Regions from separate parts of the Mus musculus genome. Here all the other regions are linked to region 5. A link is a loop called in an ENCODE intact Hi-C map of the cell type or tissue named here. Cell type or tissue: left cerebral cortex. All regions are shown on one strand.

The links. Hi-C counts contacts between places; a loop is a spot of excess contacts. Peaks named below come from ENCODE experiments on the same cell type or tissue, not always from the same donor. Only the 100,000 strongest peaks of a DNase experiment are listed, where the experiment ranks them.
Region 1: a loop joins it to region 5, with 3 times the contacts of the local background. A loop is called at or near these places in 3 of 42 quality-filtered maps.
Region 2: it touches region 5 in a loop (2.9-fold over the local background); 2 of 42 quality-filtered maps call a loop at or near these places.
Region 3: it touches region 5 in a loop (3-fold over the local background); 2 of 42 quality-filtered maps call a loop at or near these places.
Region 4: a loop joins it to region 5, with 3 times the contacts of the local background. A loop is called at or near these places in 3 of 42 quality-filtered maps.
Region 6: it touches region 5 in a loop (2.6-fold over the local background); 2 of 42 quality-filtered maps call a loop at or near these places.
Region 7: a loop joins it to region 5, with 4 times the contacts of the local background. A loop is called at or near these places in 8 of 42 quality-filtered maps.

What each region holds. Positions count from the first base shown.
Region 1 is chr4:111,686,041-111,690,040 of GRCm38, forward strand. No RefSeq gene overlaps it. Among named protein-coding and RNA genes, the nearest start is that of Spata6, 32 kb to the right of the region's middle. In left cerebral cortex, CTCF peaks have their summits at 1,237 and 1,801 (motif pointing right); DNase peaks (open chromatin) are centred at 1,205 and 1,796; H3K4me3 peaks cover 489 bases.
Region 2 is chr4:110,209,533-110,213,532 of GRCm38, forward strand. Elavl4 (ELAV like RNA binding protein 4) reads right to left here. Exons shown (of 7, transcript NM_010488.4): 4 at 3,596-3,749; 5 at 1,894-2,119; 6 at 208-246. Among named protein-coding and RNA genes, the nearest start is that of Gm33070, 59 kb to the left of the region's middle. In left cerebral cortex, a CTCF peak has its summit at 1,701; DNase peaks (open chromatin) are centred at 1,763 and 2,830; H3K27ac peaks cover 1,546 bases.
Region 3 is chr4:110,126,856-110,130,855 of GRCm38, forward strand. No RefSeq gene overlaps it. Among named protein-coding and RNA genes, the nearest start is that of Gm33070, 24 kb to the right of the region's middle. In left cerebral cortex, a CTCF peak has its summit at 2,239 (motif pointing right); a DNase peak (open chromatin) is centred at 2,253.
Region 4 is chr4:111,643,616-111,647,615 of GRCm38, forward strand. All of the region lies in intron 11 of Agbl4 (ATP/GTP binding protein-like 4), which reads left to right. Among named protein-coding and RNA genes, the nearest start is that of Spata6, 74 kb to the right of the region's middle. In left cerebral cortex, a CTCF peak has its summit at 2,368 (motif pointing left); DNase peaks (open chromatin) are centred at 1,732 and 2,343.
Region 5 is chr4:110,048,594-110,052,593 of GRCm38, forward strand. No RefSeq gene overlaps it. Among named protein-coding and RNA genes, the nearest start is that of Dmrta2os, 71 kb to the left of the region's middle. In left cerebral cortex, CTCF peaks have their summits at 1,921 (motif pointing right) and 2,481 (motif pointing right); DNase peaks (open chromatin) are centred at 1,992 and 2,467; H3K4me3 peaks cover 987 bases; H3K27ac peaks cover 1,501 bases.
Region 6 is chr4:110,217,011-110,221,010 of GRCm38, forward strand. The region is part of intron 3 of Elavl4 (ELAV like RNA binding protein 4); the gene reads right to left. Among named protein-coding and RNA genes, the nearest start is that of Gm33070, 66 kb to the left of the region's middle. In left cerebral cortex, no CTCF peak of the experiment used is centred here; a DNase peak (open chromatin) is centred at 2,038; H3K27ac peaks cover 2,821 bases.
Region 7 is chr4:111,307,463-111,311,462 of GRCm38, forward strand. All of the region lies in intron 5 of Agbl4 (ATP/GTP binding protein-like 4), which reads left to right. Among named protein-coding and RNA genes, the nearest start is that of Bend5, 110 kb to the right of the region's middle. In left cerebral cortex, a CTCF peak has its summit at 1,639 (motif pointing left); DNase peaks (open chromatin) are centred at 373, 867 and 1,637; H3K27ac peaks cover 1,074 bases.

The DNA of each region.
Region 1 (4,000 bases), 1.6 Mb after region 5:
CCAAATGTTCTCTTCTTCTGATGTTCTGAACAGCCCACCCCTTCATTCTTGCTGCCTGCCAGGTGCAGATCAACTAGGAACCCTTTGCCCCAGTTGTGTGTTGGGCAGGCTGCAAAGCTTGTTTATTAGTGAAATGCATCTGATCAGAGAGGCCTGCCTGACAAGTTCATTACATATCAATTTAATTAGCTGATTTACATTTAATTTACATTTCAATTAATGTCTTTAGCAACAAAATGCTGCCTTAATAGGGTAATTGCCTGTTAGGCAATATGTAAAAGAATAAATAGTCGCATTCTGAGGAAGAATTCCTATTTTCAATTTTTTATTACCATAAATAACTGAAATAATTATTGCTCTTAAGGGCCACGTCCTCTTTTCCTTCTGGGCCTAATTATAAAGACTTAGTACCTCATTAAGCAAAATGGTTTTGGAGTCACAGAAAAACATTACTCTGATCGTGACTCATTAGTTTCAACAAAAGAGGGGGAAACTGTGATGGTAGGCACATTTGGGGGGAGTGGGGCTCATGTCCTTCCTGAACCATCCCAAAGTGACTGCACAGGTGTGCTTGCACCTCCTGGGGTGTTGGTTGGAGGGCGATTCACAACAGTCTGCTCCAAGTATTTCTAAAGACAAGAGACTCAGGACCTCTTGAGGCAGATGGTACAAACTGCTAGGTTTTTGTTTTTTGTTTCTTCCTTGCATAACATAAACTCTGTCCCTCTCCTTAAGACAGTTGTGGCCAATTCCTACTAGAAAAGAAGTTTTCCAGAGGTATAATAATAGCATTGTCCTAAGAGAAGCCAGCTGGCAGCTATGCTTGAGTGTGACACAGGGCTAGAAGAGATCTGACACCTTCAGAAGGAAGGTCAAATTATCTAAAAGTGGGAAGATTGAAGCGGTCTTGGAAATTCAACAGGAAAGCTGGCAAACCCGGGGGATACACTAAGGGAAGTGCAGGGTAAATTTGGCTGTGTGGTCCAACAGGGTCAAAGGACAAATGAGGCTGGCCTTGAGAGTTCGCTCGGTGTCTTCCAGGAAGCTGAATTCCCGAACACATGTGAGAAAGTAAATACTGAAAATGTATGAGCCTTGGAGCGGGAGCTATTTAGGCTCCTGCTGTCCTCCCCAAGTCTCGGCAAATCTCACTAGTCTCTCCTCAGCACAGTTTCAAACCTCCCCTTTCTTTTGAGTTCTGCAGTGGTGCTGTCCACAGCTCAGCACAGTGCCACCGCGTGGAATCAAGATGCAACAGCAGGAGAGATACACCGATGTCCTTTTGGATTTCATTTAGTTAATCAAATCAATGTAATGCCGACTCAAAAAAGGGAAAAAGAAAAAGAAAAAGAAAAGAAAGAAGAAAAAGAAAAACAAAGAAAAAAGAAAGAAAGGAAGGAAGAAAAAGAAGAAAGAAGGAAGACAGTGGGCTGCCAGGAAGTTGCTGCAATGAGGAGTAAGAGAAAGATGACTTTGTTATTTAACTAAAAAACGGGAATATGTTTTTCCTGTAATATTTTGGCAGCATTCGCATCAATAAGCCTCAGCATCTAGCTCTCTTCCAGTTCAGAACCAGCTAGTCCATGGCAGCGCTTAGTAAAGAAAGGAACACGTAGTCCACATTCCTTCTTCCTAAATGTTATTTCTAAGATTCCTTTTCACATTTCCCCACCACCACCCTGAGGATGAGGTTTTCAGATCCACAAACACCTTTCCCATTGCCTCTGGAAGCTATCAGGCGCCACAATCTGAAAGAGGGAAAGCAGCAGGATGGCAGCAGTCTCTGTCCCCAGCAGGGGGCGCTCAAAACTTATGCTCTGGCTACCACGTTTCTCCTCTAAGCTCTGCCCTGGAAAAGCAGGAACTCAGCTCTCACAGACCCAACCTTTTTACTACGAAGGCATTTTGAACACTCTCTTCTACATGAAAGTCACATAAAATATATACATACTTGCATAATCAACTTTCAAAAACATATACAATATTCTAACACACTGGAGAAACAAACTAATTGTAACATGCAAGAGAATAACATGCATATCTGCATCTAAATCACATGATAGGATGGCATAAAAAGCCACAACGAAAAATCTGTAGTCTCAGCTGAGGCAGGAGGATCTCTTGAGGCAGTATTTCTTGTCCAGCCTATGCATCTATGCACACATGTAGGAACACACACAGACACAGTGGCAGAAGTTAAACAGACTTAATAAAGTAGCATAAACTTCGATCTCTTCCTCTGATTTTCAAATTGGGAGCTGCAGATGCTACTGACTCCACCAGAAATGTTGAGTGGGTGATTCACACGCGACCACAGCTGTCAGTGCTAAACTTTCTAAACTGCAGAGCAACTCTTGATAGAATTCTGAGCAAGACAATTTCTCAGTTTTGATATTGGGAAGACATCTTAAAACACGTCTTCTCTTGATTTAGAAGGAAGTAGTATTGCTGGAAAATGGTTTGATGCATCATGGAGAGAAGACTGTGGTGTGTGTGTGTGTGTGTGTGTGTGTGTGTGTGTGTGTATGTATGTATGTGTATGTGAGTGTGTGTGAGAGAGACAGATAGAGACAGACAGAGATACAGGGAGGAGAGAGGAGGAGAATGGAGAGAGAGAGAGAGAGAGAGAGAGAGAGAGAGAGAGAGAGAGAGAGAGAGAAGAGAGAAGAGAGAAGAGAGAAGAGAGAAAAGAGAAGAGAGAAGAGAGAGAGTGGAGACAGGGGACAGGGGAGGGGAAGGGGAAAGATGGAGAGCTATCCGAGCGTGTAGCCTAACTACATTACACATACTCAGATAGCTCATAAGCCAGTATTTCACCTAAGAGTGAAGAGGCAGGATTTAGGGGCACTGAATTATTCTTTACTGCATGGATTCATGGGATTACTTTGCTGAAAAAGAGATTTCAGAAGCATCATGTAATTTTATGGCCAGTATTTCCAAATGGCCCCCTCACTCCTGAAATGCCTCCAGGGTGAAATTTACTTCGTGGAATCACTTTCCTAGAACAATGTGATTTGTGTCTTTACTTTCCTCCCTTAGAGCCCCATTTCTAAGGACTTCTGTCCTGAACCTCAACTTCCTGCTTTACTCAGGCCCGTGTCCACACACTGGATGACAGGTCTTTCTGTACATTCCCAGAGGGTCCTGTCTGGACAGATTGTCTCGCTCTTTGGACCATCCAGGCTCCCTTGGGACTAGTGTTTCAGCCCTGTATCATGGCATTATACCTAGGCTCACCAGCCAAACTACTAACAGCCAGCACCTATCTATGATCCTCTGCCTTCTAGACCACTGGGAGCATACTGCCCAGATTTGGGAAAGGGGTGGAGGTAGGGCTCTCGCAGTTTCCTCTTGTCTTTTCCCTACCATTCCTGTGCTTCCAATAGAGAGGAATTCACCTGGGACACAGGCTTAGCTCAAGCAGTCAAGAGTTTAGTTAGAATAAGTACTGAGCATATGCCTCAGGAAAGGAGCCACCTGAGCAGAGCAGCAAGACCCAATCCCAGCAGGCATGGGGAGAGTTCTCCTTTCCCACGTATCTACTCCACTGCACCTCCTTCAAGAGTGGGAACTTCCCGAGGAAGGGGTGCAATTTTCTTATAAGCCCATTTTATCCAGAATTCAATCTTTTACCTGTAGATGTATAAGAGAGGTGAATCGACCCCCAGAGTTGAAAAGTTCTCTAGGGCAAAACAACAAACAAACAAACAGACAAACAAACAAATAAAATCTACTGTTCTGTATTCTTGCCTCCCCTAGCACAGGTATTTTGAAGTTGTTCTGAGCTTAGCCAGCTTGACCATGTACTTCTTTATACCCTGTTTAGAGTGTTGGCCTGGCCTAAATGAAGCAACCATCACCATCTATTGCTCTTTATATCCTGCTTTACAGCCATTGGTCAATCCCTTCCAGAGCTAATCTCTTGTTTGACTAAGGGCTGAAGAGGATGGGCAGATAAAAGCCCCGTATTCCTTGATCTTCGGGTAAGAGGTGTATATTC
Region 2 (4,000 bases), 160 kb after region 5:
AAAAGAAAAAGAAAAAGAAATACATTTTTGTGTGCCCCAAAAGAAACAAAATTAACCGAGGTCCAAAAGTAAAATTAAGAATTTGACATGCTGGTGGAAGAAAAAAACAAGAATTAAAAAAAAAATAAAGTTAGTGAATTAAAAAAAAAAATCTAGCCCCAGTCTGTGCCAACACGGACATCTGGCAATCTGTGGAGTTTTAATTACCTCTTTACGCCATAGGCCATATTAAGCAAATTGTCCAGCCTGCAAAGAGAAGGAGGGTCTCTGGGTTAATGCCTCGCAGATGGCAAGATCACTCAATGGAACTATTAATAAGAATGCTCCATTTTCAAAGAAGAAAAGCTTGACAACTTTCCCCACTGCTCAGGAGACTCTCCACGGGCAGTTCTCTCTTTCTCTTGTTTCCAATGGCAAGTAATTCATGTCCAGGTCAAAGCTAGAGTCCAAAGCAGGTGTCTAACGAGCCCTGTTTTCTTTCAAGGTCTGAATTAATTCAACATCTCCCTACCCCAGAAAATTTGTCCAAATTTCCTTTCATGCTATCTGTGAAACTGTTAAAGCTGGTGATGGTCTTACATTGTTTATCTAAGAACTAAGCTGGTGAGCAGAGGTATCTGTTGCAGGTTAACAACACATCATCATGGACTTCACGTAGGAAACAGACCTTTGCTGTTAGTCTGGCTGCTTTTACTAAATCTGGCCACACACACAGTTTGGAAGGCAGGGAGTTTTTGCAAGCTAAGATTTAAAAGCAAACAAACAAACAAAAAACAACCGCCCCCCAAAACAAACAGACAACCCCTCCCAAACGGCTTACTATTCACAGTCCCAAAGCACCTCCCAGCAAAATGTCATTATGTGATAATCTTCCTCCAATGCACTACCTTACTTGGGGACAAGCTATTCACACTATGGGGCAGTAGTAACCATAGTTTCCACCATCAGCAGCCTGCTGGAAAGGCTCTTTTACATAAATACTACATGCGAGTTCACATAAAATAGAAATTACATGGCTCGGGCCCTTTATGAAATTATTAACCATTTCAGAGTCATGGGGCACAGGAGGACACACGAAGAGGCCAATTTCTTTCCTCACTCTAGCCAGATGAATGGTTACTATTACAGAGAGAAGGACCTATTTTCTCACGTGAGGTTTGACAGCAAGAAAAGCCTTTCATTAAAGGGAAGTTGCTACATGGGCAGAATAAAGTAATTGCTTAGAATTTACTAAGGGGAGGTCAAGTCCGTGCATCTCCCCTGCACAACAGAGGCTGGTTAGAGTCTAACTGCTGGCCTGGGTAAAACCTGCCTTTCAGGCAACTTGTCCATTGCACCAGGGACTTGCTGGTGTTGGGTCTCCAAAGAAACACTAGTAAGGTATGGATGAATCTTCCTTTTCTTCTTCCCAGGGCATGTGACTTAAGAGAGTCAAGTCAATATTAAAGAGAGTCTCTCCTTTCCTGGACTCCAACAGAATTACTTAGGAAAAGAGGTGAGAGCAAGCCACGCCTGGCAAGGATCTGCCTTTGGGTCTACCCTGCCTTAAGTCTGAGCTGCTGCCTATGGCAACATCTTAATGATGAGCTCCACTGAAACAGACTCTTCTTGTCTAGCTACATTCAGAGATTTTGTTTCTACTAGTGAATCTCGAGTTTAATTCACAGTCACAGTGACAGGCCGGCAGAGGGCTAGGAAGTGCATTTTGTCTGATTGCTTGCTTTTGTAGAAGTAGAAATTGATGCTCTGAGTAATCACCACACATGAGGGCTTGGGCGGGGCACATATGCCTTGTTCTGTCCTTCAGAGCTATGGGCTCCCTGGCCCTTGCGTCATTCCACACTGGTGTCTGTGTGGTGGGTAGTGGGCTCCGTCCTCTGTGGGCATGCCTACCTGAATCTTTGAGCCTGGTGGTGGAGAGGGCCAGGGTATCGCCTGTTGGGGGACTGGTACAGCTGGGAGAGCAGGGCCTGGCTGGACTTCTGGCTGGGGTTGTTGGCAAACTTCACAGTAATCGGTTCTGTAGCACCGCTGGGCTTCTGGCCATTCAGTCCTTTGATGGCTTCTTCTGCCTCAATCCTCTTATCAAAGCGGATGAATCCCACCCCTCTAGAGACCCCTGGGGAAAGAAAAAGAACATTTGTAAAGAGTGAACAAATGTAATCACTGGGAAGTGCCCTGTGGATATTTTGCCTTGACTCAGGCCACCTGCAAGGCCCGCTTCCTGAATCTGTCACTCAGCAAAAGGCTTGGGTGCACTTCTGCCGGCATTGCTCTGGGCAGATGTCTCCAATGCAGAGAGCATAGGGCTGTATCCCTCCAGGCCTTCACAGCTGCCCTGCCCAGTCCCTATTCACCTTTAGTTATTGTCAATAGCCACACAAAACTACCAAGTTCTGCAGAATGCCTTATAGACCACATAACTGGAACTGTCATTGATCTGAAAAGCACCCTCTGACCACACACTGCACCCTGTAGGTACATAGTCTGTGCTTTTCTGAACTTTTTGGATGGAGCATTTTATCCCTGACTCTCATTCTTTGTTGTCTTAAACAGGAACAAAGAAAACCTACAAATGTCCTTTCCCTGGGTCTTTGCTACATGCAGATAAAATCCAGACTTTTGGGGGTAGCAATCGTTGCTTTTGGCAATCTGGCTTCAAATCTCCTATTGAAATGCACACAGGCCATACTGACCCTCATTGAACAAGCCATACTCATTCTCAACATTCTACCTTCTGCCTTCAGCCTGCTCTATCCCTTCCTTTTTGCCAGGAAACTGCATCACTCTCCATAAGCTCTGTTCCAAAATTACCTCTGCCATGGAGACTTTCCAACGACTACAACCAGCTACAGTACACCTTTTTCTGAGCTCTCTTGGGAAACTGCACAGTCCCTGGCAAGTATCTGCCATATTGGAGTCATGTGAAAGCAGGCTCTCTGTCTCCTTTATCCTTGGTTCGGAGCGTCTCTCTCTCTCTGCACAGTGTTTGAGGCAGAATCAACACCAATGGGAGATGGCAGCATGAATCAAATAGGAAGCATCTCAAATTGGCATCAAATCAGGCATAGTCAAGACACTGTAATGGACAGTGCAGCTCAAGTTACCTTACATCTCTTCCTGAGACGCTGGTTGGGTTTCTTTCTTATGGACAAAGAACCCTGGCACTAGAACCTTGGTCCATACCTCTGCATTGTTGATGAGCCAGTGGGAAATCTGACTCCCTACTTCAGCTGATTACTGATGTGTAGAATAAGGGAGCTTGAAGTTCCTTCTAGTTCTACATCACTATGGTCTGGAGCTAGAGCTGTACATATAGTTAGTTTCACACACTGGCTGGAGGCTGAGAGAAACTTTGAAGGCCACAGAATCCCACTCCCGACTTGACACTCAAATCTTCCTTTACAACTCTGCCAAGTAGTTTAGCTGTGGAGACTCTGGCTTCTCAAGAAGGCCCATTCTGGTAGTCTATGTACAAGCGTTAGAAACCTGCCTGTTCGAGTTATAAACCCTCACCTTCAACAACCATGAGCCTACTTCTGTAAGTAAGAGGGCATAGATGTACAGGGACACCAACGACAAGGAAACACTTAACCTGTGACTTGATCAACCAGGATGCGTGAGGTGATGATGCGACCGTATTGAGAGAAAAGCTGCTCCAGCTCCTTCTGGGTCATGGTCTTGGGAAGGCCACTAACATACAGGTTAGCATCCCTGATCGAGGCCGAGCTTGGGCGGGCGTAGGACACCTAGGAGAAGGCGAGAGATGCTAAATGCAGGAAAGGCACTCATCCTCCGGGAGGAGACTGGGGTAACAACCAAGATGACAGTCCCTTGTCTGTCCCGGGGACCTATGGCTCTTGTATAAGAATAAGAACAGGAGAACAACAAGAGATGAACAAAAGAAGAGTTGTTGATAGAACTTAAAACAAACGCACAGATAAGGGTCTCTAAGTGCAGAACAAAATAGCTACTGTATGGCAGCTGTTAAATGCAGAAC
Region 3 (4,000 bases), 78 kb after region 5:
TTACTTTTCTGATGGGCAGCAATGTATTACTTCAATGCTATTTCTGTGGTACTTGGTTTCCTAATTAGGTTGTACAGATAACCCTCTTTTTTTTTTTTTTAAATCAGGGTGGCTATTTTGAGGGATACACATGATGGTCCTATCACAGAGCCTGTGCATAGGAGGTGACCAAGGTATGTCAATCATTCCCTTGGTGTTTATTCTACTTCTTACACCCTGACATCTGACTTACTGAGGTTTGCACAGTAAGAGTGAGGTAGCTAGGTGCAAATCAGTAATCTTGAGGCGAGGGATCTCAGAGTCAAGGGTAGACACACTGTCTTTCCATCATGATACCATCTGAAAGAAGGAAGGAAGGTCAGACCCTCCTGTGAGGGTCACCTGGGTGTCAAACCTCAAGACAGCCTCTGAAATATGCTTTTCCACCTTGGTGTCTTTGGGAAACACACTCCACCATGGTGGCTTTCTGGACAGTTTCTTCCCAGGACTTTGGTGAGTGGCAGGTTTCTGTATTGATGCTGCCAGATGGGTCCACAGATCAACCATGCTTTTATCTGTTTGATCATCCATTGCTCATTTGCTTATTCACTGAGCCCTAATGAGATGTGCCTGCAGTAGACCCTTACAGGTGTAGACTCTGTTACTAGGTGGGGTGGGATCTGTACAATGGGCTCTCTTGTTCTTTAACTCACCTCAAATCTTCTCTGCACAAGGCACTCATTGAAAAACACAACCACTGACTGTCAAGTAACAAAACACAGAGGAGTGACCCCTCCAATATTCAGTTGTTGCCCTGGCTCTGCTGGTCCTGTCTTCAGTGTCTCTCTAGAGTTCTTCTGCTTCAGCTCTTGGAGTCATGCTCTTGGCTGGAGTTATCTTTGTAAAACATAGCTGACCTCAAGACAGCATCCCTGCCTCCCAGCCTGGCAGTGTAGATCTCTTGTAATTGGATTGTTCAGTGTGCACCCAAACACACAGCCAGTTCTTGCTCCTTGGGCTGTGTGTTCTTCCTGCTTTTCTTTTTTCTTACACAGCCAACTCTTAAAACCCAGTTCACATTCTGCTCAGCTTCAGCTTCCCAGACTCTGCAGTCACTGGCTTCAGCCCTGCAGTATTTCCCCAGTCTGGCCCTCTTCCTCTGAGGTCCAAGCATAACCTCAAGGCACAGACAGCATCTTTCCATTTCTGTGCCCTCTAACCTTAGCTCAGAGGCTGGCTCAGGCAATTCAGAGTATTTGTTGAATGAATTATGTATGACACTGTGATCTCATGGCCTCCATCAGGAAGGGACAACAGGGCCCTTTGACCTCTTGGGAGTGGGAAGTATTCTCAGCTGAATTCTCCTGGCAGACACTTTTCAACATCAAGACAGCTGCTCATTCCCTAGAGGTTCCATCTCTGCTTCTTTCCCCCACTGGTACAAGAACATTTGGCCATAAACTTTGCTGGCTGTTAGATTGCAGCCACAACCTCGAAGGGAGCTCATCCCGACAAAGCTGTGACCTAGACACTTGGCCTACTGGGAGCCTTGTGGTCTGGCCCTGCTTTCTCACAGCATCATGCCATATCGCATTGTAGTTTTCTATTATGACTCCTGCCTGACATTCTCTGCTTGCTCACACCCCTTTCTCTATGGGTTTCTCTCTGGTTCTTTTGCCCACTTTGGGGTCAATTTTCTTCTGGTCCACAGGCCTGCCTTGGGTACAACCCTACTTTCTGACACCTCTACCACTGAGTTTCCACAGTGTATTCTCATTATTAATTTTCCTTACTAGCTCATACAGGATCTTGGTTGATTCTCTTTGCTATCTTTAACATCTGGATTGTGGTTCACACTTACAACTATATGCATATAGATAAGTTGTGTTGAGACTCTTCCAGAGTTCCATAGGCCTTGTATGAATGGAGTATTCGGCGAGGGTCACGGCATAGGAGAAGATATACCCAACCCCTCGCCTTGCAAAGCAAATCAGATACACTGTCCATGAAGCAGAGTTAAGGACCCTTTTCAATGACATGGCTGTTGGTGAGAAAATGAGGTTTCAGGACTAGCTTTGCTACAGACAAACCCTGACTGCTCTTCTTGTCTGTCTATACTTGATACTTCACTTCTAAAATAGTGACCACAAGCCTTTTTGGCCTACTTATCAGAGGAGGAAGTAATAGCTCTGAAATATTTTTTGTAACCTTTAGTTATTCTGAGAAAGCTTTGCAATATAGCCCAGCAGTGCCCACTAGAGGGAGCAGCAGAGCAGTCTAGAGCCTCTGTGTTAAAGGCTGTGGAAAGGAGGTACCAACGCTGGAGTAGATTCTGGGCTTGCCCAGAAAGAGGAATACAGGGTACAGGATGTATTGTAATGAGGTCTTAGGCTCACCTCACTGCAATGATTCTTTCCAGAGTCAAATGGCACTTGGGGCTCTCTTTGAGAAGCAAACAATAAGGAAAAAACCAGCTCAATGGCCCAAGGGCAGAGACTATCTTTCTTTATCTTTAGGGAGTGAGAGGTATGAAGAGAGTGAAAGTGTAGGTTTTAGGTCTCTTTCCTTTGTGCACTGCTTCTATTTAGCTCCAGAGCCTCTATTCCAACACCCCAATGCCATTGACTATCTGGGGTAGGCCTTATAGGACACTGTTTTGTTGGGACAAACCTGTCTGTGTATATCCCCTCCATGAATGCTTGTGACCTGCAGAGTTGGCCTCACCGTTGATTAGCATCCTCTTTGCTGGGGCAGGCAGGACCAGACTGGGAGGCCAGCTGGAAGAGCACTCTATAACCCAATTTGCTGTGCTGAGAAGCCAGTCTGTCTGGCAGGAGCTAATTGGAAGCTGCTTCCTCTAAGCCTGGACCCAGGAGGGCTCTAGGCCTGGCTGGGCGGGGCCCCCTTTACTAGTCCAACATCACTTAGTGCTTTGTGGGAGCTGCTCCCAGCGGGAAAGCACTTAGCTCTGGTAATTGGCCAGGCAGGCTCATCATTAATTCATGACAAATTGTATTTCAGAGAGAGAGAGAGAGAGAGAGAGAGAGAGAGAGAGAGAGAGAGAGAGAGAGAGAGAGAGAGAGAATGAGAATTGTTTCAGGCCTTGCTTGAAGAAGCCTTGACTTGGGATGAAGGAGAGCAGGGATTCACTTAAGCTCATATTGACTTGTGTGAGATGCTTAGGGAGCCTTAGATTGCTGGTCCATGACAGGAGATAATGACTGATGGCCCTGTCTACCTTAAAGGATGGGTTTGAGGATCAAATCCAGATATGAGGCATGGATGCCCTTCACATGTTCTTTTATCAGGCTCAAGGGGATGGGGGCCATGCACATTTAATGCAATTTTGGTATGGGTATATTTCAGTCTACCATCACTTGGATAAACAGTAGTTTTATTTTTAAGAGTAAAACTGGGGCCTTGCACATGCTAGGCAAGGGCTCAGATACTGATTCTGTGCCTCTCTGGGCATGGATAGGTCCTGTTCATCTGCACTCAGTACTGGAAACCCTCCACCAGAATGTTTACTGAAATGTTTTTTTCTCCCCAGCCCTTTGTTTTATGAAATCTCTCTCTCTTTCTCTCTCTCTCTCTCTCTCTCTCTCTCTCTCTCTCTCTCTCTCTCTCTTTTGGTTTTTCGAGACAGGGTTTCTCTGTATAGCCCTGGCTGTCCTGGAGCTCACTTTGTAGACCAGGCTGGCCTCGAACTCAGAAATCCGCCTGCCTCTGCCTCCCGAGTGCTGGGATTAAAGGCGTGCGATACCACACCCGACTTTATGAAATCTCTTGAACTCTCAGTTGTGATTTCCACATTCAGAGAATTACAGGTCCAGATTTTCCCTTCTGTGCTGAGGACTAGTACTCTTAATGTGCATGTTAGGGCAATTCCAGGGTCCACTGTGCTGTTCACAGTTTCTTAAACATTGCTGTCTTTTTGTTGCCTTATGTCCTCAGTCTTTAAAACCATACTTTGCTTTAGCTGGGAAAGCAAAGCCTATTATTGCTACCATCTTGATACAAG
Region 4 (4,000 bases), 1.6 Mb after region 5:
ATAGAAATAATTTTCTTGAAGGTACAGGCCTTTTAGCTAATCAGATAGGTTGAAGTAGTAGCCCTGCTCCTGTTGGCTGAGAGATAATCAGACAACTAACATCTCTGGACCTGTTTTTCTACACTGTGACATGGGAGTAATAATCTACCCCACTCACATGTGAGTAACAAATGAAACTTGCCCAATGCCTGGAAGAGAGGGATTGATTACAAATATTAATTATATCTCTTAAATTTCAAGTTTCAGAGAATAGAAAAAAAAGTAGAGTGGGAAAGTCTTAAAATATCAGAGCCAGGAGGATCCTAAAAATCTTAATTTTAAGCCTAACCTCCAACCTTTCTAGGGATGGAATCATTTCTAGCTTTTGTGGAGAAGATGCCCCAAAGCTGGGATAGCAGGCATTAAGTAGCCAATAATCAGCTCTTGTAATATCTTATGGCGAAACTTTGAAATAAACCCATGTCACCCCTGTTATATAAATGGAAAAACTAAAGCCGAGAAGAGGTGTGTCAGTATTATCCAATGTTAGTGCAGGCTGAGACTCACAGAACTCGACTCAGTATTTTGCCATTCCACAAATGCCTGTGAGATCTGCAGACTCAATCCCAGTCAGGAGTGAAGACACAGCAAAAGAGAGTGGTCTCCTAAAAAGATACAGCACTCTATAGCCCATCCTCAAGCAAACCCTTCAGCGGACCTTAAAGTATGAGCACAAGGTTTGGGGCGTCCACCAATCCTCAGTTACAGAATCGCTAGGACCTTGGTGTAGGCGCCCAGTCAGAAGCCATCTTTTCTGAACTGCTCTGTGACTCCTGCAGTGAATTGGGTTATCAGGCCCTTTGTGGCTTGAAATAGAGTCTACCTAGGATTCCTCCAGTACTACATGTAGCTTGATTTCACCCCCTGCATTAGATCCTTCCTAGTCCAAGCAGAGGCAGAATCTGAGAGAGGAAAGGGGTCAAAAGTGCTAAGAGGGGCTAGTGAAATGGTTCAGCTCCTAAGGGTACTTGCTGATCTTCCAGGGGACCTTAGTTTAGTTCTCAGCATGCACCCTGGGCAGCCTACAACCACCTCCAGGAGATTCAATGTCCTCTCCTGGCTTCCAGGGGCACCTGCACAAACTACACATACCCCAACACAGACACACAAAAAGAAATCTTAAATAAGGAAGTGACAAGAAGAAGCATTTTGTGGAAGATGGTGATATATTCAGTGATCTACACCTATAGGTCCAGAGCATAAGTTCTTGACATTTGGAAGGATTATTTTGTCTGCAGTATCAAAGGGTACAGAAACTGGCCCTAGGCAGAAACTCGTGACCCAGGGGATCAGGTAGTGCATCTGAGCTGAAAACTTTTTAGAAATTAGTATCAGTCCCTCTTTTGATTTTATTTCTTAGAAAACTGACATGCACAGAGGAGACTTGACCTGCATGAGTCAAGCTTCAGCAAATAAAGCCAGACAGGAGAGAAGCCAGGTTCCTTCCATGTTCCTCAGGCTTCTCACCCCTCTCTTCCCTGCCCCTCTCCCTTCCCCAATGCTGCTGCACAGACATTGACATTGGTCTTTAGTCTTAATTCAACTAGTATCAGTTGAAACTTCTAAAAATACCCGTGAGACAAGCAGTGCCTGAGCATCTCTCAAAGCAACAGAGCCCCTCAGGCTGGGTTGGCACCGCAGCCCCAGACATCCCTGGACCAGGGCCCAGCTGGGCAGCCACAGTGGATTTAGGGAGCCAAATTTACAGTCAATTTTCTAGTCAATTGGGAAAAAGGAAACACTGCTGGGAAGTGGCTGGTGCTTGGAGTAGAAGCAAGGCATGTCAGAATGTTGGAACAGGAGGGCATAGATAATGTCCAACTAGAGTGAGAAGTGGGTCTCAAATAGACAGATGAACAATAAATACTAGGAGCCCAGGCGAATAGAGAAGGGACAGGTATCAAAGAGATTGAGCAATGCTGGAGCTGGAAGGAGGCCCCCTCTGCAAAGACAAAGTTACAAGGACTGAGCTAGCATTCCTACAGGGCTATCTCATGTGGCACAGCATGTAACAGTCCACTCAGGAACCAGTTGTCCCAGCTCGAGAAGCTAAGGTTCTGCACAGGGAAGCTGTTGCTCACTTCTCCCGTTTCACTTGTAGCTTGTCCACAAGATAAGATATTCTGCAGCCCGTAAGCCAGTGATTCTTACCCAGGAGTTAGGCTACCCCCACCCCCAAACACCTACACACACACACACACACACACACACACACACACACACACACAATCACACACACATCCACTGGAGAATCCTGGGTAATATTTAAGGACAGCTTTGGTTTTCACAATGAGTGAGCACTGCTGACATCTAGTGGGAGAGGCCAGGGATGTTGCTGAACACCTTACCATGTTCAGGACAGTCCCACAGCACAGAAGCATCCAGCTTCAAGTGTCAGTAGTGTCCGAACTGTAAGATGATCAACCCAGAGCCTTCTCTGCTTTGTTCACTCTATGTAAATATAGTCTGTAGTGTGTAAATGGTTTAGCAGGCAGGAAATGCCTGATAGATGTCAGCTAAATGAACCAGTGATTCAAGACTAGTGAATAATTCCAACCTGCCTAATGTCTTCTGAAGTCCAAAAACCTCTGCAAAGTCATGCCTGAGCTCAGATACACACCTGTTCTGGTCCAGGCAACCTCTACCTGACTTCTCTCTGCCTTTCCTAATACAGTAGCAGCAGCCACCTTCCTCCAAGTCTATTATGACTGTTCTTGTCTGCTTGGGCAAAAATGACATCTCAGGTCCCTGGACAGAACAGAGTGTGGAGGTTAGAACTAGGTCATCTGGTACAGCCTAAAGCAAATTTTATTGGAGAAGAGACTTAGGCACACAAGATGGAAACAACTTAGGGAGTCTTCTCCTGGATGTCCAGAGAGGAGACTTTTGAAAAAGGATTTCTTCAACCCCTCTTCCCCTCCTCTTTCTTCCCCTTACCCTGGAGTTCTGTGTTTCATTCTTTCTCCCTGCTTCTGTTAATAAGCCAACCATGTGATCATTATCTCTAGAGACAAATTTGAACTTGACAAAGCCCTGTTCTTAAAGAGTTCACACTCTCTTGGAAGTGGCACTTTCATAAAGTATAGTGACAAGTTAAAAAACTACTGCATGCCACAATTGAATATGTAATTTTTTTTTCAGCAGGTTATCCTTGGGTGTGGACAGCATTATCCATTTAACAGATGAGAAAACTTAAGCTTGGAGATGTAGCTTGTCCCTTGTCACACAGCTCAATACACAGAAGGATGAAAGGCTATGCTTTCTAAACCTACATTCTAAATACACACAAACTATTTTAATGGAAAGCCATGAAAGTCAGATTTGAGAATGTGGGTCTCGCCCTATAGATGTCAGAGAATCAATATAAAATTGAAGGTCAAGAAGTCACAAGATTAGGGACTGTAGGAGCAACATTCTCATCAATAATGGAAGAAACCAAAGGCCCAGAGATTATTCAGGAAGCTGAATCATGGAGACAAGGAAGTGGATGTTTCTCCTGATGCTCCCCAGAGTCTTCATCCTTGGCTCTTATTAAGCAGATGAACTCAGAGCAAATTAGTTGCTGAATAATGATGTCTAAAAACACCTACATCCCAATCCTTGGGACCCATAAGTGTTACCTTTTTCACGGAAACTGTCTACAGACATTGCTAATTAGGAGTCTGGTTGTTTGTAATGATGAGTTTACTTCCTAATGGGATTCCTAGTGTACTTTCCTCACAGTTTTTCTAGAAGTGGTTAGTCACTTTGAGCATGTGTGCTAGGCTGGGGTCTAAGGTAGCTGCTTTCTCCATAGGTCTCCTGAGAGTAGTGGTTCATGTCTGCTTGTTACACACAGCACACGTGCCATCTGGGATTAGCCCTCTGGTTTATCAGCAGTCTGTGTACCCAAAGGCCTTGGAAGTGACCAATGCTAAGGTCCATCAAAATTTCATATCCACATTGATTGTGCTATTTTTCT
Region 5 (4,000 bases):
TTGTTTTTGAGTAGGGTCTAGAAGTTTCTATGTAGATTAGGCTGGCTTCCAACTTACAGTGATCCTCCTGCCTCAGTGCACAAATTTCAACAGAGTAGCCTCATTTGTCAGGGGAAGGATGATGGAGTTCATTTGCTCCTCTGCTCCTCTTGCCCAGGGAACCTCTCTTTGAGGCTGACGGTGGCTTGCCTACCTCTGGTCCTCTGCTGTGGATTGAAATCCATGACTCTGGTGTGGTTCATTTGGTCTGACCTTCTGAGACTTTATTCTGGGCCTTTGGCTTTCAAAGGATAAATATTCCTTCTTGGCTTTTTGGGAGGAAAGGGTGTTGGGTCTCAGGCTGTAGCCTAGGCTTCCAGCTACCAGCATTCTTTTTGACTCAATGTCCTGAGTGGTTGGGACACAGTGGTGTGAAGCACAACACATGCATCTTAGTGGGTTTGAGGAGTGGTTCTCTACCCATCTCTGGAACTAGTAACTCCAAACCAAATAGCAAGTGATGTGGCCTTAGAGCAGAACTTAATGAATTCATGGGTAGAGGCAATTCTCTGTCTCCTGGCAGGCATTAGTTGCCTGCAGTTCTTTGTCTAGGGCTGGAGTCCTGTAGAACTTTCCATGTTAATGGATATTGCCACTGTTCCAGTCTGTCTATACAGCTATGTCTAGGAGACATTGTTCCACAGCATACTGCCTGGTATCTTTCCACCCCCTCTTCCTAGATGTTCCCTGAGCAGTAGATATGCGAGCTTTGATGGAGATGCATCTGTTGGGGGCTGGGATCCCCACGATCTGTTGACCTCTGCGTTGCATCCATTTGTGGGTTTCCAAGATGGTCTCCATTTGCTATTCCGAGAGTACCTGGGATGAGCTAGAAGGAGGAAGATGTGTGTGTGTGTGTGTGTGTGTGTGTGTGTGTGTGTGTAACTGACATAGTTCTAATAACATTAAAAACATAATAAAAGAAAGAATTTGTGAGAAGGCAAAGTGTGGTGAACGGCTGCCCTAGGGGCCCCTTCCCCATCCCATCTCACCTCTGCCTGGCCAGCATCCCCAGAAACAACTGTTCTGCCTTCCTCTCCCAGGGTGGAGGTGTTCCTACCCTCTTGGTGATGTGCCTGCACTTGCTGCAAGGGGGTGGCCTTCCAACAGGACTACCTGGCACCTTGAATCCTGAGTCCTACAATGGTAGGCCTGGATGCTCACTACTGAAGCCAAGTTGCCAAGTCAGTATCTGGCACACAGAGGGCATAGCAGCAGATATTTTGTGCTCATCTCAATTAAAGACACAGTCGAAAGCATCTTGCGTTCCTCCCTCCACTCTAAATACTTTGCACGCATCAGCCCAGAGAGTCTCCAGGACTCTGGGGTCTTGGGGTCTAACAACTGGGGTCTTGGTAGCATCCCAGCCTATTGTGACAAGTAAAAGCAGGGATTCAGAAGGCTTGTACCTTCGTCTTTGTGTGACTTACTTCTTGTGTGGCATTTCTGTTCCTCACTGTTACCTGGTAACTACCTACTTCATAGAATGGCTATGTAGTTAATTAATTCGCAGGCACTAAGTGTCTGTGAATTATCTATTATCAGCTTAACTTATAGCAGCAAAAGTTGAGACAGAATTTTAGTAATTTGATGAAACTCAAAGAATCTAAGAGAGACAAAGTTGGTACTCAGAGCCAGATAGTTGGACTCCTGGGGTCTTGCTTGTTAATCTCAACACTGCTGAGCTTGCTAAAACCTACGTGAAGACCTGGCTTTTTCTAGGAAGCTCTGCAGGGCTCTCTCTTCCTTTGAAAAACGAAGCTGAAAAGATTGTTAGGTTTCTTTTCGTCCTGCTGCTCTCTAAGGAGATTTTTCTCCATGTAAATACAGAGCGTGGCTCTCTAACCTGTGGGCTGGATCCACAGGGGGTCTCTCAGGCCTAGGGGCTGGTCCCCGGTGTAGTGACTCATTTTGCCGGTAGAGGTCAGTCATGGCCACGGTTGAAGTATTTGATAAGCACGAGGAACATAGGCCACACTGGGGGAGTCAAAGACCCTTGGAGGTGATATGCCCATAGACTAGACCAAGGTCAAGGTCATCCAGGGGGTTCCGGGCTATGAGGCAAAGACCTTTCATTTTTCTTCCCTTGTTTCTGGAGCATACACTCTTAAGAGGGCAGTTTGAAGGGCGCTAGAAATCATGAGATCCAGGGCTCTGGGAGGGTGTGGATGCCAGTGTCCTACACATGCTACACATGCTTTGAGATCTTCGGGTGTTTGTCACCATCTTTAGCCGCAGCACTGGTCCTCTGAAGGGGTCTGGCTGAACGACACATTTTGCAGTTGTGGGGAAGATACCTCTTTTGTCACTGTCTGCCCTGGTTCACAGGCGGCCAGGGGGTGGTCCCAGCCCCTGTGCGAGGCAGGGGCCAGGGAGGAGCATGTCAGGGTCCATTCCCGGAGCGTTTGGGGCCAGCTGGAAGCTCAGAGCTCGATGACCTGCAGGGGGCGCTGCTGCACTGCGCGAGGCTTCCCTGCGTGTCCTCCCAAGGACAGAGGGCGGACGGCGGTCGGCGGCGGTCGGCGCAGGGCAGTGGCCCAGCGAACTCAGGCCGCGCCCACACTCACGCTGCGGGCCGAGGTCGGCGACACGGTCTGAGGAATCGAGGGACAGGGCACGCTGTCCGACACCCTGGCTGGCCTTTAACCGATCTCCAATTGTTTCGACCGGTGCGGGAACGCAGAGGGGGTGGGGGCCGAGCTAGCGCTGGTAGTCTGGGCTTCACCTGTGACCTTGAGAGGTCATGGTCCCTCCTGGCCTTTTATTTCTTTCTCCTGCGACGGGAATTCTTGAAGGTGCCTATGAGATAGATACTGCACGTGAAAATGCTTCAGGAAATGCAAAGCCCAAGCAGGAAGGCTTTCATTGAGTGATTGTCATCCCTGCCTCGCCCAATCCATCCGCTCAGTTGCAACCATTTTAGCCGTTTTTTCACCCTTGTTTTCTGTTTTTTTTTTTTTCCCTACATACTTCAAAATAACATGCTTAGACTGCTATTTCCTAATTTACCAACATTAAACATTATCTATTGTCTTCCTGCTGGAGTAAGTAAGGAATTAGCTGCTCTGCAGGCCCAGCCTACCCAGGGTATCTGGTGCACTATTATTAGGTAACTCAATGATCAGCATTTCTAGCAAGAAAATGTAGCTTTTTGTCTTCCCCAAAGCTCTATCAGAATTACTCCACAACAACCCTGCCAGGGTTTACAAAGTCTCCCCCTTTATAGGAAGGGGTTCCCCTCCCGGCAGTCCCGTGGGTTTCTTCCGGACTTTTTTCTTGTGTCCTTGATTTTTGGTTCTCTCTCTGGGCCCCTTCCCCCCTCCCTGCCGCCTCCACCCCCTGGTTCCGCAGTGGGGCAGGAGCCGGGAATTCTAGTCTGTGGATTTATTTGTCTTCTGCCTGGATGATTGATGGTTGAAATCATTCCCCTGCAGGACAGGATGCTCTGCCCGGCTCTCCTCTTGCACACTTAGAGCTGAGGCAGAGAGGCTGCGTGCCTTCAGAGTCATGTTCCCTTTTGTGTATAACCTCTCTTGACACCCGAGGACATCATTTATGTTCGGAATTGGACAATGCATATAGTTTGATGGCTTCTGTCATTATGTGTCTGGTCCTGAGTGGCCCCTCTTCAATATAAATACACACACGTCTCCTTCAGTTCTGTGAGACTTTTTTTTTTTCCTTTCATAATCTTTCTGCTTGCTTCCTGAAGCTCCCAAGTCTGTCTCTGGCCTCTAGGATTGATCTCTTGGCTTCCTTTGTCTTCCGTTTCCCTTCACCTTGGCTTTCAATGTCTACTCCAATTTATCCCTTGAATTTTTGTCCTAGTGACTTCTGACTATCACATCCCAGTTTTCTAAGAACTCTGATTATTTTGTTCTTCTCAACCCCATCCAACACCGTCACAGCCTCTTTATCTTTCTGGAGATGTTCCTGATTCTCCCTCCGTCTTCTCCACTTT
Region 6 (4,000 bases), 170 kb after region 5:
TTTCTGAGAACAGGAAGTTCACATCTACATGAAGATCCTACACTACCCCTGGACACCACTGGCTGCTGCAAAGCTCTTCTTTGAGGCCCCAGGAACATCCTTACCGTTCTTATGAGCCTCCATCCTTGACGGGTGCTAGTTAGAATGTTAGGGAACTGCGTTTTGAAATGTTACTCCAAAGTGTATGCTTATGTTACTTTAACTGAAATAGAGATCCCAGTAGAGAATAGGAAAAAAAAAGATATAGAGATTAGGAACAGCTTTGGTATTGGTGAAATTTAGATATGATTTCTGTTCCCTTTCCAGATGTGTGACTTTGTACCTGAGAGGTATCTCTTGAGTAACATAGCTCAGAAGTTCTCTAAAAGAGCCACTTGCATGTAAGATTCCTAGGCACAAAGACTGGCCCAAAGTAAGTGCTCAATAAACCTTGGCTTTGACATGGTTGCTATGTAAACAGGCTTTATTCTAGACACTGGGGAGCAGAAATGTGTACAACAGTCCCTGACATGCGGGACTGCTAGTCTAGCAGAGGAGACATGCACAGCTTCCTTCATTATTTGAAGATCAAGCTACAGATTTTCCCCCAGCCTGTTGTAACACCCTATTCTCTGAGTGAATACAAACTCCCCAGAGCAGGCAGGTCCCCAGGGAACGTTCACTCTAAAGAATCCAGGAGAATGGCAGCAGGGAGCAGACTCTGGGGCTGCCGGGCTTTTATGAGCAAGTCCTCCCAGGGACCTGTGCTCCCACCTGTGGGAGCAGGGAGAACAGAAAGCAGCCAGCTGGCTCCTGGAGACCACAGTTTTGACTGTGAGACTGGTTCACCTCTGTGTCCGTGGACTCAGCCCTCCCCACAAACAGGCCAGGTGTCTGCTTTTGTGGCTTTATCCTTTATGTTCCACACCTGCCACCTGATACAGACCATTCTTAAAAAAAAAAATCTTGGGGTTAAGGCCTCAAGGCAACATCTCGGGTGCAGTTTGATCCCATAACATTTTTCCCCCTGCTTAGAACTCCCCAGCGTGTCTTAAACACCTTGTGATAGAAGTCCGAATGCTTTACCTAGGCATTCAGAGCATCTGGCCCTGGCAGCTGGCCCAACCTCATCTCCTGCTGACCTCCACATGCACCCTATGCTTCAGTTCAGACAAAAACTCAGTCCCAGGTTTCTGGATACGTATTGAAAGTTTCTACCTCCACGCCTTTGTTCTTTGTGTTTGATTATCCTCGTGGCAAAATGAATTCCCGATTCCCTTCTAGGCCTAGCCATGTTCTCCACGAGGTCCAGGTATACATGGCGATTCTTTTCATGACTGCTACAGAAGTGTCTGTCTCCATGGTCACAGCTATCACGCCCTATCCCCCATCACAGTCACCTGTCCCTAACAGCTCACCTCCTCCATCAGGTTGCACATCACAGTTATCCTGACATACTCACTTCCCTTCAAAGCTTTGCTAGGGCAGGAGCCCAACTGAAACTAAATGTCTAACTCACTTTAGTGAGTGGGTTTCATATGCTTTAACAGGAGCTGATGCAAATGGAAAGAATCATATAGTTGGGGAATATCTAAGGGTATCATTAGTGTATCTGAGACACAGCAGGCCTACAGTAGTAGCTGATACACAAGAGGCCCAGAATGTCTTTTTAGGAAAGTTGTGATGATAGATTCATGTGCCTTGAAAGTTCTTCTTCTTTTTTTTTTTTAATTTATTTTTTAAAATCTATCAGACTGGGGTGGAGCTTAGCCATTAAAGGCTAGGATCACAACCAGAAAAAAAAAAAGCATTTGACCGTCAAAGGTGCACCCTTAGTATGAGACTCTTTATGTTTGACTGGGTCCTCTAAGTGGACGAGATGTTAAAGAGGCTTCTTGTCGTGGTTAGGGGAAGAATACATGCCAGGCGTGCTACAGCTTCCTCTCCGCTAACTTGCAGCTCCTGCCTCCTGCTTCATGGAAGACTGGTAGGAGTGTTGAAGCCATCTGGAAACTCCACACTACTTCCTACCATACAGGACTTCTGACTTTGCTGTCTGTGCCTTAGTGAGAGTCACAGCCACTCTCTTTGAATGCATCTCCAGAACGGCTGGGATAGAAAAAGAGATCTGCCCACTCTTGCTCTGAGCCTCTGTCACTCACCTCAGGGCTACACCTACTCATCTTTATCCCTGAGAGCATCTGTTGAGCACTTGCTGCAAGCCATGATTGCCTACACATGAAACATCATTATTTCCATCTTCTGGATGTTAGATTCTGGTGCAGTGAGATTAAGTACTTTGCCAAGGTCATGCAGCTAAACGAAGACAAACTTGAATGTGACTCAAAGTTCTGGGATCTTTCCACTGGGCCACACCAACCTGGACAGTGAAATAAAAGCTACATTCTTGGCACAAACTGTCACTGTTCTTGGGAAGGTACCAAGCTGGAATGGCCGTGCTGTAATATTTTATTAGACTATTAGATCTGGAAAGAACCATCTTCCAGAGAGGACATAGACTTGCAGAAGGAAAGTGGTGCCCAAGGTCATCCCATATAGTTTTATAGGAGAGCTGGGGCTTCACTATCTTAAGAGTTCTTTTGAGTGGAGAAAAAGGGGAAACTCAAGGAGGGCTATGTGCTCTCTGCTCCTTAACAGACAAGCCACCTTACCCCCAGCCTCATGAGTACTATGTAGAACTGTCTCTTTAATCCTCAGGGCCAGAGATGTCCTAGACCAACACCACTTCACCCAACTTTCTGGGCTCAGGAAGACATTTGATGCCCATAATGTCTGATGATAGCTACTACTGCCACACAGTTACTGAGTCCTCCCAACATCTGAATGTGACTAGGGAATTTAACTACTTAATTAACTCTATGTGGAGCTAGTGGCTACTACATTGAATTGAGCAGTTCCAGGCCCAGAAACAATGCTGAGTTGTAGCATCTCAGAGCTAAGAGGGCATACAGGCTCATTTAGTCAGGATTCACGCCGTGGGATCATCCAGAAGGGACGGGTTCCATTTGAATGGCTCTGATGATAAAGGGCTCTGTGCTATTCTGTGTTTCCTATTCTGTACTGATAGCTATGCAGGTTTTCTCCTCAGCTATTTTAAATAAAAGGTTGAAATAATGCCCTAGCCTCACTGCAAATTTTCCCCCCAGGAGAATGGAACAGTAGCCTTTCAGGGTAGATATGTGGGCACACAACCCGCTATCTATCTTTGTTATCCACCTTCAGACAACATTCAAATGTCAGGACTCTTTAAAACAGGGGGATGAAAAATGGAATACAGGATACCAGGAAGACTTGGGTCAAGGAGGCCCACCCTTTTCTCTAATGTAGAGATATAACCCTATCGCAGTCCCCGGCTGTGTAGATGTGTGGTTATTTTGAGGGGCTCACATGACCCCATTGCTTCTTTTGCATTTACAAATGCCCTCAAACCCCACCTAAGCCTTTCTGAAAACTTGAATGTGCTTCCAACTTGTACCTGGCCAGTTTTCTTTTGTCATCCAGACCCAGGACCCAGAGAATGATCTTCAAGATGCTGGGATGGTATCAAGTTCAGTGGTCTGAGAAGACAGAACCATTTCTATTTCCAACCCCCTATATCCCTATATCTGTATGTATTCAAAATAAGTCATTCAAAGGAAGTTAATGGGGCACCTGAAATTAGAGGAGCCAAATGCATTCTCCCACTAAAGAGCAACAGAGGTGGGTACTGGGGGTTGGCTGGTCCAACTGGGCATCTCCAGTTTCAATGGCATATCTTTAGTCTTTTTGTTGGGGATTCAGTGACCCAGCACCTTGGCTGACCTTGGCAGCCAAGGGCTCCTGCACTCTGAGATACAGCTTTGATGGGAGATGGTAGTGCCTTTTTGTCATGAACAAGATAGAAGGAGGCAGGCTATTATTTCTGGGTGGGGTGATATCCGTCAGCAAAAAATGATCTGCTAACTCTCTGGGAAGCATTAAGAACCGTGATAGGAGAAATAATTGCTTATGCCGAGTGCAA
Region 7 (4,000 bases), 1.3 Mb after region 5:
TTTTCCGGTTTATTCCACTAGTTATCTAACAAGTGCTGAGCAGAAAGACATAGCAACTCTAACGAACTAGAACAAAGGAAAGATTTAAGCCCCTTACCATCAGATCTCCAGCTGTGTGCACATCTATAGTAGCTTCCAATTCTGTTTACGTATTAATTTATTAAAAAATATCTCTTGGGTATTTATTTTGCGCTGTGCTCTGTGATTAGATGCTGAGACCACAATGTGAGTGGGACACAATTGTCACTTTCAAGGAGCTCAGTCAAGTGAGGGGAAAAACAACAACAGGCAATCATAGGATGTTAGCAAACGTGCTGTGGGGGATAGCAGGGAAATCGTCCCAGAGCTCAGGAAAGGCTGACAGATGGAGAGAGTCTTGTATTACCTCATAATCTTGGCATTTCATAAGTACTTCAGTCTATAGATGGTAGTAACCATGAACATCTGAGCTTTAGAAAATGAGTAGGAAGCAGCCAACTAAAAAAGAAGTGTAGCTGAATGTTTAGGACTAAGGGACTAGCACATAAGATGGAAGAAAGAACGGCGGGGATACACTCATACCTCTGCTGGGGGTGGGGGACAATTAGAAGCTAAACTAAACAAACCTTGTAAGCCATTATCAAATGCTGTATGAATGTTCCCTTAAAATTAAAATAAGCAAAATAAAATCATCCTTGTGATCACCTGTCCACAAAAACATCATTTAAGAAACTATTTTTACAAGTACTAAGAGAGGCAGCACAGATATATTAGTCCCTGCTTTTAGCATAATAATAAGAAAAATTCAAAGAAGAAAGGAAAAGGTGACCTGGATTCCCCAAGTCCCAAGCAAAGCGATATAGAGAGATGGACTTGTACTTGGAAAAGGGAGGGACAAGTAAGTCTAAGCTTGGTACTTGCAGCCCAGTACTCAGCAGATTCCCACCTCCACCATCCCTAGACTTGTACCTGCAGCCAAGGGAGTGCCTCCACTAGCCCTTCCGCTCTTTGTGCCTTACAGCAATGAGAAATACCATAGACTTGACAAAGTAGGATACAGAAGTAAGCATGAGATGTGTCTTTGAGCACAGTGCTATCTGGTTGAACTCTAAGAGGAGTTACCAATGACTGTACCCTCACACCGATGCCTAACTTTTCTACCAGGTAGAGCCTGGAACCCTATTCAGACTTTTATCCTGCAGTGGCCTTAGCCCACAAGTCCACCATTATAGCAGTAAGACCACAGGAGTGTGGTCCTTGGTCCTGTCCCTGTGCTATACTACTCAGATTGGGTTCTAAGCTCTGGTGCAGCCTGGCATTGTGATGTTGATGGCCCTGGATATGCCTGCCTAGCTTACCACTGATCACAGGCAGTGTCCAGCTGGAGAAAAGGAGAATGGCATCACATCATTGCATAGGAACCTAGGGCTGGCATTTTACTGCCTATGAAGTTTGTCCATGCAGAACCTCAGAGTGCCTGACTGTAGGGTGGTATTTATGGATGAAGTCTGTGGGCCTACCTGAGCCCCAAGTAGAGGCTCGCTAGGACAGGATAGCCTTTTTTGGCTATTTTAAAACAATAACCTATTTCCTAACAACATAGCAGCTGTGAAGAGGGCACAGACTTGGAACTGTGGAGCCCTCTAGTGCTAAAATAGTGACAACACATCAGCCAGAACTCACAGCAAACCTAAGCTTAGCTCACCACCTAGTGCTAATATAGTGGCAGAAACTTGGCTTACCATTTCTGGAAGGGAAAACGCAAAGCCAAATTGGGAGGAGTCTGAATAGTCAATGTCATATGCCAACAACCTCCAAAAACTTTCAGGGATATAAAGTTAATTGTTGTATTTCATCTGTTTCATGGATGTTTTTGCTTTTCGTGGTGGCTAAATGCATTAAAGGTATTCGACACTTAAAGTATAAAATTTAACGTGACATTGGACAGCTTCCATTCCAAATGGTTATTCTAACTAAATAGAAGTTCACTGGGTTGTACAGACTTCAGCTCTGGGTAATTTGGACATGTGATTGGGGTGCTTTTATTTATTGTGATTTTACTTAAAAATTTGGTAAACACTAAAAAAAAAAAAAATCCTTTGGAGCAGTTAATACTATACCTAGAACACTAAAAAAAAAAAAAAAATCCTTTGGAGCAGTTAATACTATACCTAGGAAGAAAATAAAATGCCAGAAACGGGCCATGCTGTATCAACTGATCTGTGCAATTCTCAGGACAAGAATTTAAACATATGCTGTCAAGAGACTCAATGAACACCTTAAAGACACAGAGAAGAAATTGAGTACTTCATCAGTGGAAGTGAATTTATTCTGTAATCAAGCAGATCTTTGCACTGAAAAGCACACTAAACAAAATGAAAAGTGTAGTAGAAGTCATAACTAGCAAAACAAAACAAGAGAAGACTGGGTGAGCTTGGAGACAGCCTATTGGAAAAGCCACATGGGAATAAGTGTCTGTGGAGTGCCCAACCGCAAATGGGACTGCCATCACACACCACTGTCCCACAAGGCTCAAGGACTATTGCAGAAGACAAGAGTGAGGACTTGTATCTTTTGGATTCATCCGACAGCTGCACAAATGAGCTCACAACGGCTGTGGCAGACTGCAGGAGATCAAGCCAGTAAAGATTTTACATGGGGGAAATGGAGAAAGTGAGGGAAAAGAAACTCCTAGTTGATGACTTCTGGGAATTGAAGACTCAGTTTTCTTTGAGGTGTGGCCCCTGGTCGTTGGACCACTCTCTGATGGATGGCCCTACACCCGTGAGTATTTGAGCAGAAATAATGGAACTCAGTGGTGGGAGATGAGGGAGGGAGGGAGCAGGTAGGGAAGGGGTTGATGGATCTAGGAGGAGTTAGGTGGAGGAGTGCAGAATAAATATGATCAAAATGTATTGTAGACATTCTACAATGTATGAAATTCTCAATGAATTAATATAGTTTAAAGAAAAAAACAAAAGAAATAAAAAGGGTGAAGCAGAACAAAAATTAAAAAACATTATGGGAATGTTGGCGAGTATTACAAGAGAAAATACTCAGCTTGTTGGTATTCAAGAAAGACTGGAGAATGCCCAAAGCTTCATTTTGAAAGCTTCTTCAAAATGACAGAAAAATCTAGAGAAGGCTATAAACATCCATGTGCTGTAAAGTCAAATATCAGCATCTGGATTCAAATCAGCCATGAATATACCCAAAGTACACTGAAATTAATCCTTAGAGAGAGGAGCTCAAAGTGACAACAAAATTGACGCACATACACATGAACTGTGCTCATACACTCTCATAAGAAACCTCTTAGGACAGGTATAAGGAGGTCAAGGCCTGCTGTAACCTGACAAAGAACCTAGGTATCATGAAAGACAAGTCTTTGAGAGCCTCCTGGAGCTCCTTCCCTTCCTACAGCCTCTAAAGTTTTCAGGCTTCTACCTTCCAGCCAGGCCAACTGGACTGAAGAATCTCTGAAGAGGAGGACAACCCACTCAAGCCAGTTGCCAAGCATTCCCCCTCCAGCACACCCCTTATTCTTTCTGTTCATCCCTTCATGAGAATCCTAACATTCCTAGATCACATTGAGAATCCTAACATTCCTAGATCACGTTGTATATTCTGATTCCTCCTGGGTTGATGCAGACCCATTGTGGGGAGGTATTTGCTTTAAGGACATCCTACCATACCTGCCCTTTCCTCATCGTACTGCCAACTTGTAACTTGGGTGGTGACTGTGCTTTTGTGTTTACTTCTAAGTGTACGTGGAATGCTGTGGGAGGGACACCCTGAACCAGATGGTTACCTCCCTCTTCCTTTTGTCTTGGCCCCACTTGTGGAAACAGAACCAGTGAGTGACCTCCCATATAATAGCAATGAAATAAAATGTTCTAAAGAACACAGAACATTCTTCAGGATAGAATGTGTCAGTGCACAAATCAAGTCTTGCCAATTTTTTTAAGTTGAAAGCACATTGAGTATCTTCTGTGATCAAAGTTCAATAAAACTAGAAAAA